2 separate regions of the Homo sapiens genome follow, and region 2 is linked to region 1. Evidence: read pairs that join two places in POLR2A ChIA-PET (ENCODE). Cell type or tissue: OCI-LY7. All regions are shown on one strand. Each heading gives the region's core, and the rest is flanking DNA. Links, peaks and the distances in the headings are about the cores only. Region 1 has its middle 78 kb from the start of LINC02397. Region 2 overlaps LINC01619 (long intergenic non-protein coding RNA 1619).

What was found. Peaks named below come from ENCODE experiments on the same cell type or tissue, not always from the same donor. Only the 100,000 strongest peaks of a DNase experiment are listed, where the experiment ranks them.
Region 2: POLR2A ChIA-PET joins it to region 1 with 5 read pairs; 6 of 35 experiments call an interaction of 5 or more read pairs at or near these places.

What each region holds. Positions count from the first base shown.
Region 1 is chr12:92,541,728-92,547,111 of GRCh38, reverse strand. It overlaps the pseudogene LOC124903118. Among named protein-coding and RNA genes, the nearest start is that of LINC02397, 78 kb to the right of the region's middle. RefSeq lists a silencer at 2,539-2,678. In OCI-LY7, for the core only: no CTCF peak of the experiment used is centred there; a DNase peak (open chromatin) is centred at 3,051; H3K4me3 peaks cover 289 bases; H3K27ac peaks cover 1,673 bases.
Region 2 is chr12:92,120,702-92,126,085 of GRCh38, reverse strand. The region is part of intron 1 of LINC01619 (long intergenic non-protein coding RNA 1619); the gene reads left to right. Among named protein-coding and RNA genes, the nearest start is that of LINC01619, 19 kb to the left of the region's middle. In OCI-LY7, for the core only: no CTCF peak of the experiment used is centred there; no DNase peak of the experiment used is centred there.

The sequences.
Region 1 (5,384 bases), core at 122-5,121:
TCAGAAATTAACTTAATGTGAGAATAGAGGTCACCTGATTGCTGAAGTGTAAGGACAGGTGGCATATGGGCCCAAATTTGGCTTCAATTTCCCTTCAAAGTTAATGAGTGTTGCAGGTGCTTATCTAATCATGGCATTTGGACCAGTATGTTTTGCACATTCAGGGCTTTGTAATGAGATGCAATGTTTATTTTCTATACTCTTCCCCACAGACTGCAAAAATACCCTTTGCTCAACCCTGTCTAATCATTGCAAGTGTCAACAGTCAAAGCTAATGACAGAAGGTAGGTTTATGGGGCAGTAACCCTGCCTACTTGGCATAAAAGATCCATTCCCAGAAAAAAGGTTTAAGCAATCACGTGAACTTCAGTCTAACTAAAGGAGCTTCCGTGGGTTGGTGATTTTAAAATAATGATTTTTTGATCAGGTTTTGTAGTTAATGTTTGAGTGTAGATAGGTGGAGGAAGGTTGCAGTTGATGGCTATTTAATTAAGTGTATAGAACATGAGTCTTAGCCTTATCTCTTTCAAGATTAAGCATAAACCTCCTGTGTGTTTCTCTCTCCACCGAAACACTCAGTGGTCAGGTTAAATTAAGTTTTCTTTATTAAACATTTACCAAATATCTGCTAAGTTCCAGGTGTTGCGTTACACCTTTGAGAGTCAAAGATAAAGAAGTATGAAATGGACCTTAACACTTCTCTATTGGATTCTGAATTCCTGCATCATAGTTGGCCTTGAGCATGATTCACATACCTGGCTACTCAATGCAGGCTGTTGCAGAGTTGTCTGCATAAGAATTATCTTGAGAACTCGTTAAATATACAGGTTTGGGGGCCACAATCCCAGATATTCTGGTGTAATATACCTGGAAAGAAATACAGGCATCGATATGTTTTTTTTAAAAAGGTTCAGTGGTATTTTTTAAAAATGTATTTATTTGTATCTTTATTTCATCTCCCTGGTCAGCTTGAACTATCCAAGGTCATAAGAGTTGTACTTAAATACCCTTCTAATATTATAGTTTTGTTCAATTTCCTTATTTTTTAAATAGCTTTTGCTTCACATATTTTTTAATATTTTTTATTTTTTTGCAATTTTCAAGTGTACAATATACTATTATTAAATATAGTTACCATGACATAAAATAGATATCTTGAACTTACTCTTTCTGTCTAGATAAAAATTTGTATCTTTTGACCAACATTTCCTCAACCCCATCCCCACTTTCCCGAGCCTTTGGTAATCAACATTTTACTCTCTACTTCTATGAGCTCAACTTTTTTAGATTCCACATATAAGTGAGAACATACGGTATTTGTCTTTTTGTGCCTAGCTTATTTCACTTAACGTAATGTCCTTCAGGCTCATCCATGTTGTTGTAAGTGACAGGATTTTCTTATTTTTAAAGGCTGAATAGTATTCCATTGTGCATTTTGATCACATTTCTTTATCCATTCATCTGCTGATGGACACTTAGGTTGATTCCATATCTTGGTATTACGTGTAAGCTTTTGTTAAATTAACCCTGAATGCAAGGTAGAATTCTTTGGATGGTTTTTTTTTTTCCTGAGACAGAGTCTCACTTTATCACCTAGGCTGGAGTGCAGTGGTGTGATCTTGGCTCACTGCAACCTCTGTCTCCCAGGTTCAAGCAATTCTCCTGCCTCAGTCTCCTGAGTAGCTGGGACTGCAGGCATGTGCCACCACTGCTGGCTAATTTTTTTTTTTTTTTTTTTTTTTTGAGGCATAGTCCCACTCTGTTGCCCAGGCTGGAGTACAGATCTCAGCTCATTGCAACATCTGCCTCCCGGGTTCAAGTGATTCTCCTGCCTCAGCCTCCTGAGTAGCTGGGTCTACAGGCATCTGCCACCATGCCTGGCTAATTGTTTTTGTATTTTTGATAGAGATGGGGTTTCACCATGTTGACCAGGCTGGTCTTGAACTCCTGGCCTCAAGTGATCCACCCACCTTGGCCTCCTAAAGTGCTGGGATTACAGGTGTGAGCCATCATGCCCAGCCTCTGGACAGCATTTAAAAACAGCTGATACCAGGTCTCCACTCCACAGCAATTAAATCAGAAACTGTAGACACTGGGTCTTGGGCATTGACATTAAAAAAAAAAATTCTCCAAAGCATGATGATTGGGTTTTCATGCTAATGTGTGAAATGTGCCTCCCTCAAACCTTGTTACGACAAATAAAATTCTCCCCAGGTGATTCTAATATGAGTCGAGTTGCGACCCCTTGGAGCAGCTGTTTGCTGTTGATGACATAAAGCAAGGAGAGCTGCTGTCTTCTGGGACCCAGCATGTGCTTTTTGACCATTTCTTCCGTTTGTGTGATTATTTCAAATTTTCGAAGTGCTGTTATGTGTCTACATAACACCTTGCAAGCCCCTGGAAGAGACCTTAGAGACTGGCTACACCAGGAGTCAGGAACCCTGGAAAGGGCTAGATAGTAAATATTTTAGGCTTTGTGGACCATATGTCATAACTACTCAGCGGCTGTAGAGTAAGAGCAGCCATAGACAATATGTAAATGAATGGGCGTGGTGTGTTCCAGCAATCTTATTTACAAAACCGGTTGTGAGCTGGATTTTTACCCCTAGCTGTTGTTACTTGCTAACCCATGGTCTACACCAACACTCTGATCTCATCCATGAGGAAACTGCCGTCCACTGGGCGATGTGATTTGACTCAGATCTCAAGGGTAGGAAAGGGCAAACTGGGCTTGAAGTTCAGGTATTTCGACTTAAAACACATAAAAAAAAAACCTCTCCTAAATCTACAATTGGTGAATAGTGTTCTTAAAAATTAAACCATTAAAAGGAGGGTCTTCTCATCTCTACCTTTTGTGTTTCCCTGGCTTTATGGTGCTATGATATGCTGTGTACGTTTCCACTCTCTCCAGATTGTAAGCTCTTCCATAGTAGAGCCTGGGCTTTCTTCAGTGCCACATTCCCACCAGTCTGGGGCAAAGCAGTGCCTGTACCTGTTAGCGTGCTGAATATACTGCAGCCTGAGCATGTGGAGCTCAGTTTCATGTGTTTATTTCAAGACAACAGGGCTGACTGGGCTTCCGGTCATTTCCGGTGATTTCTGGAAGTATCTTTTGATAATATCTAGCCCACTTGCTTGTGTTCTTTATAACTTCAAATAATGTTTATATAATGACAGAAAAAGTTTGGAGATTGTGGCAGTGGGATAAAGCACAGATTAGATGTCTAATTACTTTTAAAAAGTTGACTTTCAAGTTTGGCCAAAAAAAAAAAAAAACACTGTAAGAAATCGAGTTTGAACAGGATTCTTTGCAATATTATTTTCTTTTCGATTTTCTTCTGTGCAGGCTTGCAGTAAAGTATATATGCAATATGTTACTCTTGTCTGTCACATTCAGAAACCTGCCCCCCAACCCCCTCTTCTGTGCAGTCTCTCCAGTTTGACCTTGAGAAGTACTGTTTACAATTCAGTGAACCTGGGTCTCTCCCTTCTTGCTTCAAGCTCAGCAAATGGACAAGAAAAACCTGCAGAACTCGTTCAGCAATTTCAGACTATAAACAAGTAATCCAGAGGGAATAAGGGAATGACTGCAATTAAAGTCTTCTCTCCCAAGGTTGTCAACACTCTAGGTTGAGCAGTGGCCTGAGAAAGTTGCTCATTTCTCAGACAGGCTTGCTTAATGCAAGGTGCAATGGGCTATTATCTAATGTACCTTGCTTTATCAGAACACACATTTCTCTCTGTGTCTCTGTCTCTCTCTCTCTCACACACACACACACACACACACACACACACACACATATCTTCCATATTCACATATAAACACACACAGTTGCTATTGTCTCAGTCTGGATATAGTGGAAGGTGGAATATTATGATCTTACAAGGGAAAAAAAGCTTTTAAAGGGCAATTCAGGGCTGGGCGCAGTGGCTAATGCCTGTAATCCCAGCACTTTGGGAGGCTGAGGCCGGAGGATCACAAGGTCAGGAGATGGAGACCATCCTGGCTAACACCGTGAAACCCTGTCTCTACTAAAAATACAAAAATTAGCCGGGCATGTTGGCGGAATTAGCCGGGCATGGTGGCGGGCGCCTGTAGTCCCAGCTACCGGGGAGGCTGAGGCAGGAGAATGGTGTGAACCTGGGAGGCGGAGCTTGCAGTGAGCTGAGATTGCGCCACTGCACTCCAGCCTGGGAAACAGAGCGAGACTCCGTCTCAAAATAAATGAATAAATAGCAATTCAGGCCGAGCGCGGTGGCTCATGCCTGTAATCCCAGCACTTTGGGAGGCTGAGGTGGGCAGATCACAAGGTCAGGAGATCAAGACCATCCTGGCTAACATGGTGAAACCCCATCTCTACTAAAAATACAAAAAATTAGCCGGGTGTGGTGGCAGTTGCCTGTAGTCCCAGTTACTTGGGAGACTAAGTCTCAGGAGAATCACTTGAACCCGGAGGCAGAGGTTGCAGTGAGCACACTAGCCTGGGTGACAGAGTGAGACTCCATCTTAAAAAAAAAAAAAAAAAAAGGCAAGGCAATTCAATCTGGGGCAGAGTGGCTCAAATGCTTGGGAATTAAACAGAAAGGACAATTTAGTCAACAAATACAGGGTGGCTGTAATGTCATATGATATAATTTTCATATAGCACAGAGCTACATGATTTCATTTATAAATTTTGTACTATGATTCTTTCAGAGATACAAAAGAAATAGACAACATGGTTTCTGACTTCTAGTATCTGGCAATTATTTGAGGAGAAAGCACACTGAATATGTATGTTATTGAAGGAATGGATAATGTACATATTTAAGGAAATGATGAAGACCCCAGATGGATGGAACAGATAACACCTTTTAAACTGATTCAGAGTACAGAACTTTCAGGGTAGAAGGCAATGGCGAGGAGAAGATAGTATTCGACTTAGGTCTTGAGGGATGGATTTGGATGGCAGAATGAAAGGTGAAGACCATGCCAAGTTCAAGCCTGAACAGCAGAAGTGGGGATGAAGTGTACCATCTGGCTGGGGTAGTGCCTTTTCCTGGGGGGTGGTGGTGCCTTCATTGCAGAGTAAGGTGGAAGTGCTTGTGAGAAACTGAATAATGGCACGGTCAATTTTGTGGGCTTGGGTTCAAGACCTAGCTCTGCCACATTCTATCAGTAACTTGGGAAAATTAGCTTAATTTCCCTGAAACTCTTGTTCCTCTTCTGTAAAATGGGGTAATAAAATTGTCCACCTCATAGGTTATTTTGAAGATTAAACAGGATAATACATGTTAATGTGCAATGCTTGGCACATAGTAAGCATCCAACAGGTAAGAACTATTAAATTATGGCAAATCCTGAATGTCAAAAGAAATTATAAATTTCCCGATGTACTAGCATT
Region 2 (5,384 bases), core at 142-5,141, 420 kb after region 1:
TGCCCACAATTACTATGATTCTTTGTTTTTGTTTTTTTAATAGAATCCACACTTTCCTCTTTATTTGTAATGGGTTTCTTGGTTCTACATGACACACAGCACCCCTTCCCAATCATGTTGCCTCAAGAAAGAAATAGAGAATATGTAGAAAATTAAAGCACTTACATTTGGAGTTGAAAGAAAAGAAGGCAATTGCAAAAGATCTCTCCTTATTCTGTAATGGAAGAGTGCAAATAAGCACATTTTTCCTGTCCTTCTCTAAGATGCTCCTGGCCCACACAATGCGCTTGAGAATAAATCAGTAATTCTCTATCATCAGCACTGCATTTACTCAGTCTCTAGGTATGGCACCTCAACAATGAGCAAAGTCTGAGCTTCCTCTCAAACAAAATTGAATTTAATACGTTTTTGTCTCTAAGATTCCTTTCTGAATTTTGAATTTCTTCTTTTTTTCAATCTGGTTGTTTTAATTTTGATTTTAGTTTGAAGGTAAATGTGGCTCCTGTGTCTTCTCTCTTATACCCAAAACATGTACATGGTAACTTTCTGAAGAACATGGGAAAAAATGGCTCCTTGTTGAGGGATGTGTTCAATAGAAAAAGAAGCCTGGACATGGAAAGATTCTATAAATGAAAGGATCTGGAGGATCTCTTTAAAGGAGCCTGTGAGGTTTTTAAACTTTATTTTAAGCTATTGTGAGCCTATGTTAGCCAGTCCAGGAACATTCATTGTAACTAAACCTCTTTTCCTTTTTTTTTTAAATTTGTTTTAATTCCCTTTTTATTTCTTCCTTCTTTTTCTTTTGGAGATGGAGTCTCACTCTGTCTCCCAGGCTGGAGTGCGGTGGCACGATTTTCACTCACTGCAATCTCTGCCTCCCAGGCTCAAGCATTCCTCCAGCCTCAGCCTCTTGAATAGCTGGGACTACAGGTGTCACCACCATGCCCCAGCTAATTTTATGTATTTTTGGTAGAGACAGTTGCCCAGGCTGTCCTTGAACTCCTGAACTCAAGCAATCCTCCTGCCATGGCTTCCCAAATTGCTGAGATTATAGGTGTGAACCACCACGCCTGACCCCTTTCCTTTCTTTTTAAATAGGCAATCAATATCTGATTTTATGAATGTCTGCCATTGTGCATGATTCAGCTAAGTAAGCCCTAATGAGAATTCAAAGGTTATGACGACTTAGTCATAGGAGTCTATAATCTAATGCAGAAAAGAGATTTACAAAGCATAACAAGGCAGTGTTTTATGTTATGATATAGGTACGGTGAAATGAGTTTAGGGAAGGAAGCCGGGGAAGGCTTCGTAGTAAAAGTGGCATTTAGTAGAACTCATGACGAGCTGAGGGATGCCAATAGTGAAAAGGCAATGATGTCAAGACTGTAAAGCTAAGGCTGTTTAGTGAATAGAGTATTCCAGTTTACCTAGAGTACAAGTTATGTGTGTAAGTAAGGCCTTGTCCTAAAAAAAAAAAAAAAAAATCAGTCTAGTGAGGAAAAAATGTAAATAAACAAATGAATGAGTACATTTTGCATTCTGAGTTATGCAGAAAGTGCTTTGCAACATAGAGGAAAAAGCCCTAACTGTTGTGGTGGTTGAGAGTTGATTGGAAAGCCTCATGGCAGGCTGAGTCTTGATAGAGCAGTACTTTGCCCAGTGGAAATAAGAAGAAAGCATATAGAAGTTCTCCTTATCCTTTGGACTTGCAATACACACAAAACTTTCTGGGGCTTTCTAAGGAAATTTTATTTCAAGATTCTGCTAGGCAATAACTCTCCTTCCTTAAATTGAAGGGTAAGGACTCTAAGTTCTGCTTTTTCTTTTCTCACTGAATTTGCTTAGGTTTTTTTTTCGTTTTTGTTTGTTTTTTTTTTTTTCACCTTTCTCACTGGTATTGATCACTTTCTCTTCCTTAGTAAAGCTCCATTTGCTTCTCTCCTAACCTGGACATTATAGGAAGCACTGATGCTGTATTAAAATTTAGAGAAAGCTCCCAGTCTGTCTTTCCCAACATCCCTTCAGTTTCAATAAGCAAAAAAAAAAAAAAAAATAGTTGTTATACAAGCATGGCAGCTGCCCTGCTGCTTTCTGTATGGTAGAGCAATATGTCCTCATGTTTGCATCAGGAAATGATGTTTCAAGTTGAGGTTCTGAAGTTTGATTGCTCAATTCTGTCACTTGCTAAATGTTTAATCTCAGGTTACCCAATCTCCCTGTGCCTCAATTTCTTCCTCTATAAAATGAAAATACAGTCATGTGCTGCATAATGATGTTTTGGCCAACAATGAACTGTGTATACAACGGTTGTCCAAGAAGATTATAATACTGTATTTTACTATACCTTTTCTATATTTCTATATGTTCAGATGCACATGCTTACCATTGTGTGACAATCGCCTACAGTATTCAATACAGTAAGCTGCTGTACAGGTGTGTAGTCTTGCAACACTAGGCTATACCATGTAGCCTAGGTGTGTAGTGTAGTAGGCTATACCATCTAGGTTTGTGTAAGCACACTCTATGATGTTCACATAACAAGAAATCTCCTACTGATAAATTTCTCAGAATGTATTCCTGTCATTAAGTGATGCATGACTGTAATGTACCTTACAGGACCATTGTGAGAATTAAATGAGATAATCCACAGAGAGCACTTAGTGCTGTGGCTGGGATGTAGTCAACATTTTAATAAATATTAGCTATTAATTATTTTTAATTTTTTGCCCAGGCTATTCAGCCCTTTCATCCTTTGGATGCTGCATGAAGATAACCTATAGTAGTTAATTTTGTCAACCTGAACTGGGCCATGGGATGCCCAGATATTTAGTTAAACATTATTTCTGGGTGTGTCTGTGAGGCTGTTTCTGCAAGAGATTAACATTTGAATTGGTGGACTGAGTAAAGCAGATGGCCCTCCTCAGTGTGGGGAGACCTCACGTTGTTCTTCCGGCCCTCATCCAATCTGTTGAGGCCTGAATAGAACAAAAAGGCAGAGGAAAGTTGAATTCTAGATCTGCCTGACTGAGCTGGGACCCATCTTCTCCTGTCCTTGGTGCTCCTGTTTCTCATGCTTTTACACTCGGACTGGAATCTACACCATTGCCTCTCCACCTTTCAGGCCTTCAAACTGTACCCCCAGCTTTTCTGGGTCTCTAGCTTGTGGACTGGATCATGGGACTTCTCTCAGCCTCCATCATTAGGTGATCTAATTCTTTATAACAATTCTCTTTATACATATATGGGCTGGGTGCAGTGGCTCACACACTTTGGGAGGCCAAGGCAGGAGAGGCCAGAAGTTTGCAACCAGCCTGGGCAACATAGTGAAATATAATCCCCACTCTACTAAAAAAAACGAACAAACAAACAAAAACAACAACAACAACAACAAAAAATCTCTCTCTCTGTCTCTATATATAGTGAGAGAGATTGTGTGTACATTATATCTATATGTAATCTCTCTCTCTCTCTCTCTCTCTCTCTCTCTCTCTCTCTATATATATATATATATATATATATATATATTCTATTGGTTCTGTTTTTCTGGAGAGCCCTGACTAATGTGTGGTTTGCAGCCAGTAGCATTGGCATAATCTGGGAGCTTATTAGGAATGCATACTCTCAGGCCCTGCCCCTGTAATTTAAACAAGATCTCTAAATGAATCATATACATATTAGAACACACAATTCCCCTACTGTCTATGAAAATTCCATGTTTATAGTGATGCTTCATCAACTAGGGAACAGCCACAGTCTCATACTACATATTAAGAGGAACATCTGTCAGTTAAACAATGATCATTTCAGCAAAGACAGAGAGTTCACATAGATCTAGCCTCGTTTCAAATGATGAAGTTACTAGGAAATAAATTATAGTATTTTAAGGCCTATTCAAGAACTCTCAGAGACATTAGACTGGAGGGCCATATCTTTACTCTGAGTACACTTGCATACCCAAAAGTAAGGGAGGTGCAGGGGAAGAGAGACCTAATCAGGCACATTTTTATTTGCCTTGCTCTCAAAAAGAGAGCAGCCTACAAGGAAACTGGGTTGGGAGAGGGGTAGGGCTAGGAGTACCTAGGAGTCAAATATCTCCTGAGAAAAGCTGACCAAACAGAGATAAGTAAGAACTCTAATAACTACTAACAAAAGGTCTTTGAGCCAAGAGCCCTCACACTGCCCTGGCTTTCTATAGAGTTAACTTGTCACCTTGAGGAGGAGAAAGACTACAATTTCCTCATGGAATTGGCAGGAGTGAGAATCCATAAATTAATTGGGAAAGTGCCTGTAGGTAACATAACCATACCTGAACTTTAGCTACTCACCACCTATCTCTACCTTCTCTTCTGTCCTTAGTTACCCGAATTACTGAAAAAAATATTGCAACCACTAAGTGTCCAGCTTTCCAGCGTAAGTTGTAAGGAACAGTAATTTAAGGGGATCAGGTAAACATTGAACAGATATGATGGTAATCCACCAATGCTGTTGGGCAAATATCAGCACCAGATGAAACTGTGTCTAATAAAAGATGAATAAGAAGTAGGAAAAATGGGACTTCCCTGAAATTCATAAAGAAAAATATAATGAAAAAAATGATGTGTAAAAGAAAGACAAATAATACATATTCAGAAGAGAATTACTTAAGGAAATAAAAATAATAGACTAAATTTCCTTTGTCCTCTCAAAGGAATTAAAGCCATGGTGAATGGAAAGGAGAGCTGGCATGCTTAAGAAATGGAAGGGGAAAATATAAACAGTTTTGAACTGCTTTAGAAGGACCAGAATCAACACTGAAAACAAATCAGAGGTAAAGAGGGTAGGCATGAGAAGAAACCACAGAGAAGGCAGTGGAAAAATACAAGGCAATGGAAGAAATTAACTAGGAACTCAGATGTGGAGAGACAAGTTGGGAATGATTTGTGTACTGGGAGATGAAAAACTAAAATGAGCTGGAGCTAAATAATGCATCAATATTTTATAAATATACTGTTATCCAAAACAAAACAAAACAAATAGCAGAAGAAGGAATGCAAGTTTTTATCCTTTATGTAAAGTTTGAAAACATTTAAACATTTATATGTGTATAACATGAGACTATAAAGCAATGGTTGAGAATAATAAACTCCAAATTCAGGAAAGTGGCTATTTCAGGAGGTTGGAGAATGGAATCTAAAATGTGTACACAGTGAACTTCAACTTCATTGGTTATGTTTTATTATTTTAAGGTAAGGTAGTGGGAACATGGATGTTCATGGTATTATTATTTATGTCTCTTTGTTTTGTGCTGGTGAGGATGTGGGAGAGCAGGATTTCTCATACTTTGCAAATGACATTGTGAGCTCTACTAAATTATTCCTGGGGCTTAGTGGGCATTTTCAAAATTT